2 separate regions of the Homo sapiens genome follow, and region 1 is linked to region 2. Evidence: chromatin contacts called from ENCODE Hi-C data. All regions are on one chromosome and are shown on one strand. The core of a region is the stretch at or near the end of the contact, and the rest is flanking DNA. Distances in the headings are between cores, read along the strand shown.

What was found. A loop is a pair of places that touch in the nucleus more often than their neighbours do. Pooled maps may share reads with other maps.
Region 1: a pooled map shows a loop between it and region 2 (2.4-fold over the local background). The contact joins the enhancer-like site here to the promoter of HECA in region 2. A Hi-C loop is called at or near these places in 6 of 50 pooled maps.

The regions. Positions count from the first base shown.
Region 1 is chr6:141,560,567-141,563,720 of GRCh38, reverse strand. No RefSeq gene overlaps it. Among named protein-coding and RNA genes, the nearest start is that of GJE1, 570 kb to the left of the region's middle. Within about 2 kb of position 1,385, at least 16 of the 41 ENCODE cell types and tissues checked have a DNase peak (open chromatin) inside an H3K27ac peak, as active enhancers do.
Region 2 is chr6:139,133,045-139,136,377 of GRCh38, reverse strand. HECA (hdc homolog, cell cycle regulator) reads right to left here and starts at 1,298. Exons shown (of 4, transcript NM_016217.3): 1 at 711-1,298. The coding sequence starts at 981. RefSeq lists enhancers at 227-346, 1,212-1,506, 2,785-2,834 and silencers at 457-726, 1,127-1,206, 1,317-1,506.

The DNA.
Region 1 (3,154 bases), core at 136-2,635, 2.4 Mb before region 2:
GCAGCTCATGGCTGCTGTATTGATGCTTTGGTGAAGGAGGAGATCAGCTACCCCGAGATTTGGGCATTGTAAACGTCTTTCATTTTCCTTCCTTTCCCTGGTTTTAATTAGCATTGGTGATTCAGGGCTGACTAAATTTTTCATCCAAGTTTTTCTTTCAAGTCATTGATCAATAACTCGTTAATGAAGCCAGGAGAAGAGAACGAAGCATTCTTAAATGTCCAGTACCACTCCTAAAAGCAAACAAATAAACAAGCCAGGAGCTGCACTGAAGAAATCATTCAGCTAGCTAAACCGTGCAGTGGCTACGAGGAAGAGTAATTGATTTAGTGGGGAGGGTGCTAACATCCCTAAACATTAAATCCAAGACATAATATTTAAAACATTGCTTTAAAGGGTATTAATATTTGCATTATCGTTTTCCATTTAACTTTCATGAAATGTCATATGGTCTTAATAAAATAGTTTTCAAGGTATAGTTCATCTGAAGAGCCATTAATTCAACCTTCTCTAAATAGAGTTCTTTAGAAGACCGTTACATTTTGAATTTCCAAAGGAACAGAGCAGTGTGTGATGCATATCCTCAGTATTCATGCAGAGACTAGAGAAGGTCATTTGCACTTCTGTGCCAGACATTTCAAAAATAAAGCAAAAAAAAAAAAAAAAAAGTGGAAGTCTCCATGCACAGTTCAAGGATCTTTCCACTAGGTGGCAGAAGCGCTCCTTCAGCTCTTCCGCTTCTTCTGGTGTGGGCTGTAATTAGGTCAGTTTAAGTTAAAGTAGGGCTGAGAGATGAAAAAAGTAGATTTTCTCCTCTGGAACACACTGCAGTTTAATTTCACTTCTTTCTACATTGTGCGATGAAGGTGGATTTAACTTTTAAAGGCAAAGAGACAAATCTCTGCCAGGGTAAATGAAAAGACTCAGGGAGGGCAACTGGCACAAAAAAAAACATAAAAGAAAGGAAATGCTTTTTGGCTGTTTCCTAATTTTGATATCCGGGTCATAGTCAGAAATCATTTTCAGAGGTAAAGTGTTATATAGGTTCTGTGAAAAGCGGGGGTGACTTCTGAAGCCTAAGGGGGCCGGCTTGCTGGGTGTCGATGTTAAAAATTTCCCCTACTGGTGACATTAAATAAAATAAAGCCATTTTATCCTCGACGCTTTTCTAATTTTGCCAGCAGCCAGAGAAGCATGCTAATCTGAGAGGAAAACTCCACACCCCAACACAGGTTTCCCTTTCCTGCTGAATAAGGCACTTAGGAAGGAAGTGGTCCTGAAGGTGAAAGTTGAAACCGGTGTTTTACCCAATGCTGCCTGTTAGAGGCCCTGGGGAGGACAGGGACGTCCTGGAATCGGGATGGGCTGAGCGCGCCAGGCAGCCTGGTGAGGAGGTGGAGGAGCTTCCCTATCAGAGAGCGTCAGGAAGTCACTGCGGTCACCTCTGTGAGAAACAGTGGGGAAAAGGGGAGGACAATCGCAGGAAAACCCATCCACTCCTCTGCTGCCGATCATGGCATTCATTGAATGTGCAAAAGCCAGATATTGTTAAAGAAAATAAAGGCAAATAAGATATGAGAACAGACGTGGCATAAATAATGATGTTTCCTGATTCTAAACTCTTTAGAGGTTGAGAGCATCCAGCTAATTTGGAGGTTGTTTCTTTGAATTACAGGTCATGTCACAGGGAATGCCAAACTCAGAGAGAGGAGAGGAGGTTGGCGGCACAATAAAAGCTGTATGGGGGATGGGGGGGAAATGGGGATGGCTAATGGGTACAAAAAATAGAAAGAATGAATACAATCTGATATTTGATAACACCGCAGGGTGACTATAGTCAGCAATAATTTAACTGTAGATTTTTTAAAAACTAAGTGTATAATTGGATTGTTTGTAACACTAAAGATAAATGCTTGAGGTGGTGGATACCCCATTTACCCTGATGTGATTATTACGCATTGCGTGCGTGTGTCAAAATATCTCACTAGCTCTGTAACTACATATATATATATATATATCATCTACGTATCCAAAAAAATTTAAAAAATTTAAATAAATATATGAGGAAATAAGCTAAATACACAAACAGGTGGCTCAGATATACTAAGATTATTCAAATAATTCTTTAATTTTCTGAAAAATGTTTAAGATTGGAGTTGACAGTGCCTTCTGACGCCTCTTCAGCATTGCCCAGTTGCTAATGTCTTTGTGTTACCCCAAAATTTGTTCAAACATATTGAAACTGGAAATCCACCTGGTTAACAATACCTCCTGTTTGTGCAGGCTGTTTTCCATCTGTAGCCACAGATGATATGATTACAGACTTTGTGTGCAATTCGGTGTTCTTATGTTTGCCTACGGAATCATAGACAATCACATTAAAGCTATGTGCAAACATGGCACATGACTCAATTCTCCATTCCTCAAATGATGTTCTGTGTATGTCTCAATATTGAAGAAAGGAATAAAGAGTGATGGAGAGCAGAGTAAGAAGGCAAGGAATAAAGAACATGAATTAAAGACTCTTGAAATCTTATTTCAAGGACACAATCACTGTGTTGTAGCTTCTCATTTCAAATATACTAAGAGATCCAATTGTTGACAGACAGTAGTCAGATATGGTACAACTAGATACTGTACTTCTTGATGAGATTGGAAACAGAAAACACAGTCAATGAATTGTAATTTATAAAGACAGTGGACTGATCCCTGATGTATATCTCAGAAATCAGATAGTTTATCCCGGTTAGGAATTTGGAGACAAATGTTTGAAAACCATTCTGTCAGTTAATCAAAATGTGTTGAAAGAATACAGTGTCACAAACAGAGCAAGCATACCCACACACACATGCATACCCACACACACATGCATACCACACACACATGCCCACATATACCTGGGTTAGATTTTAGTTGAAACTTTGGTTAGAAATCCTCATTTCTTTGCTTAAAATTTGTAAGCTTAACTTTCTTCACGTGTTTGTTTTAGACTATAAATTGAACTTTAGGAAGCAAGTATTTTGTTCATTTGTAAAATGAGAGTAGTCTATTCAAACTTTTTAAAGCATAAGCCATACTCTTGCTAAGTCTGTAAATCTGGGATTAGAAGCATCATGAACAACCATTGGATTGTAGCATAGACAATCCAATTGTA
Region 2 (3,333 bases), core at 49-2,548:
AACATTCAGGCACTACCTAAGATTATGAGGCTTCCTTCTGAAAATGTTAAGCACAATGACATAGAGAATGATTTTTCTTTTCTTTCTTTTCTTTTTTTTTTTTTTTTTTTAACTCCGGGCTGAGAACGGAAGTCAAGTTCAGATTCTCTTCCTTCCTCAAGCAAGCCAAAAAATTAAAGAGCAAACACAGAGGCCCTAAATGTCTCGAGGCCTCTTCACCTGTGGCGATCGACGCAGCAAGCCTGGGTGTGCTAAGAATTGAGGCTCTCTCTCCTTCATTCCGGGGGTTACGGGTGGCCTTGGAGCACCGGGAAGAATTAACCGGTGCCTAAGTTTTCAATCGGATCATTCTTCTCAACTTGGGCGGCTCTTTCCTCCCTTCCTTCCTCCCTTCGGCCCGGCACACACGGCGGGGCAGTGCCAGCGCGGGCAGCAGGCTGGGCCCGAGGGCAGCGCTGCCGCAGCCGGGAGCCCCTCAGAGTGTGGGGCGCGGGCTGCCCCCCGCGCGGACACCGGGCAGGGGCCGCAGATCTGTCCCCGCCGCCAGGCGTGGGGACCGCGAAGGGGCAGCCGCGGCGGGGCGGAGGGGCGGGGTGAGCACTTCCTGACTCTCGCATTGTCCACGCACCGCCCGCGCCACCCAGGGCCCCGCCACCGCGCCGTCCCCGTCGGGGAGGAAGTTGGCGCTCGCCCCGCCAGCCCCGTCTTACCGTTTTTGGCATCGCCCGCGGCCGCAGCCCCCGCGGCGGCCGCAGCGTTCGCGGCGCCAGTCCCCGCGCCTCCGGCGCCCGCCGCGCCTCCGGCGCCCGGCGCGCCCGCCGCCGCCGCCCCGCAACCGGCCGCCGCCGCCAGGGCCCCCCCGGCCGCCGCTCCCGCCGCGCCCGCCGCTGCCAGGGCCCCGGCTCCATTTTCCTGCTCGTCGCCGCTGCTGTTGGCGCGCTTGTTTTTGCGGCCGCCTTTGCTGTTTTTGGGGTTGGGCATCTCGCTCGCTCGCGTCCAGGTAGGTGCCCGGCGTCAGCGAAGGCGGATCCCAGAGGCACGGCCGTTCCCGGCCCTGCGTGAAGCCGGCTCCGGGAAAGAACGGAGGGCGCGAGCCGGCGGTTCCCTCGGCTCCCGTCTAGCCGCACGGCCCGTGCCGCGCCATCCTGGCCGCCGCGCCCTCTCCGGCTTCCTGGAGCCGGCACGCGGCCACCCGAGGCTCGCAGCCGCGCGGGCGCCGCGGGCCCGGGGCGCAAGCGAGACGCTCCCGAGCCGGAGGGAAAAGGCGGGTCTCCGGCTTGTTTTGATTCGGCTGCACTGACACGCTCTGGGCCCGCCCCCTCCCGTGACGACACTGGGGATTCGGCCTGGCCGCGCCCACCAGGTGACCTCACGGCTGACGGGACCGCCCGCGTGACGTCACGCCCCGCGCGGGGCCTGCCCACCTCGAGTGACGTCATCCAGGCGTCCCCACCCGGGCCTCCTGGACTCCCGGGCGTTCATGAGCTGCCCTGCTTGACTTGCTCCACCCGCCAGTGCAGTGGCATGTGGAGTTCTTCGGTGGCCTCCTGGCCTTAATGTAATTGAGGCTTAGAACAGTATGGTCTGGAAAAATAAGCTGTGACTAGAGCAAGAATGGAAAACAAAAGATTTTGGATTAATAACTCATTCAAAGGCTATGCCTTTCAGTAACAGTAATTAAAGAAACAGGGGACCGGGCGCGGTGGCTTATGCCTGTAATCCCAGCACTTTGGGAGGCCGAGGCGGGTGTATCACGAGGTCAAGAGATCGAGACCATCCTGGCCAACGTGGTGAAACCCTGTCTCTACTAAAAATACAAAAAAAAATTAGCTGGGCGTGGTGGCGTGCGCCTGTAGTCCCAGAAACTCGGGAAGCTGAGGCAGGAGAATCACTTGAACCTGGGATCCGAGATCGCGCCACTGCACTCCAGCTTGAGCAACAGAGCGAGACTCTGTCTCAAAAAAAAAAAAAAAAAAAGAAAAGAAAGAAAGAAACAGGGTAGAGTTCCCAGACAATGGGGATGAACACCAGGGTCCTGAATGGGAAGCCTTCACAGTCTGGTGGTGAAAACAATTCACTCAAACAAGACCCATCATCCAGGGATGTAACTAGATGTTGCCTGGACTCTGAAGCAGTCCCTGCTTGGGGGGAACCCATCCCTATGCATAGGGCTGAGTTGTCCTGAAAGATAGTGAAAGATAGGTAGCCAGGTTATGAGCAGTAGGAGATTAGGTGACACCAGTGAAGACAGGCAATATGAGGGCAGGGGACCCCTGGGAAGAGCTCCCCTTGATCTCTTTCTGCAATTCTATTCTACCTTTTCGGCCAACTCCTTCCCTTCCTTCAGGTCTCAGCTCAAATACATCACTTCCACAGAGACCTTCCCAGGAGAGCTGTCAGAAGTTCCACCCTGTTATTTTCCTCCTCCATCTCTAATTATGTTGGCAATGTAGGTGTTTACTTATTTCTTGTATATCTCCCTCTCACTGAAATGAAACCTCCATGGATAGATTTTATCTGCCTTGGGCACATCAGAGAACAGCTGGCATAAATTTGTTGAATGTATAAATTAGGTTCCTTCCTCACGAACTGTGGAGGAAAGACTAGTTTAGCTGACAGCTTTACAGTGTTCCCCTTTTATAGTGTAATCTTTAATTCAGCCCTTTAGTAAAAGCTCTGTCACGGTGTTGTTGTTACCATTAGAGGGTCTTGACTGCAAGTCGTCCAAGTTCTTGGCATTTTGAACAAACAATTGGACCAAACGCCCAGCAAAGCAAGGAAAGAAGAAAGCAGGGATTTATTGAGAATGAAAGTACACTCCACAGTATGGAAGCGGCCCCAGCGGTGGCTCAAGGTTCCGGATGCAGAATCTTCTGAGGTCCAAATACCCCCTGGAGGTTTCTCATGTAAATGAAGTGGTGACGCACAATTAGTCTGATTGGTTGCTTTCGTCAACCAATCAGAGGCTGAAGTGGAGTTAACAAAGGTCACACTTCTGTGCAATCACACTTTTTGCACACTTCTGTTTAAAAAGCAACCAATCAGAGGCTAAGGTGAAGTTACAAAGTTGCACTTCTATGCAAAGACTCCACCCGCAATCAGTCTCATTGGTTGCTGACAGCCAGTTTCCCATCTGCCACGCAGAAAAGGTGAGGGTTTGCAAAGGGAGCAGCTTCTGGTCCTTTTGTTACTCAGGTGTGGAAAGTTAGGGTTTTCCTTTCAATTTAGTTTAGGAAGTGGGGTGAAACGCCCTTAGGTTCCCTGCCTCCAGACTCTGTTCTCTGCCTCATTGTGAACTATACAGATAGACAGGAAAGTACAAGAAACAATACT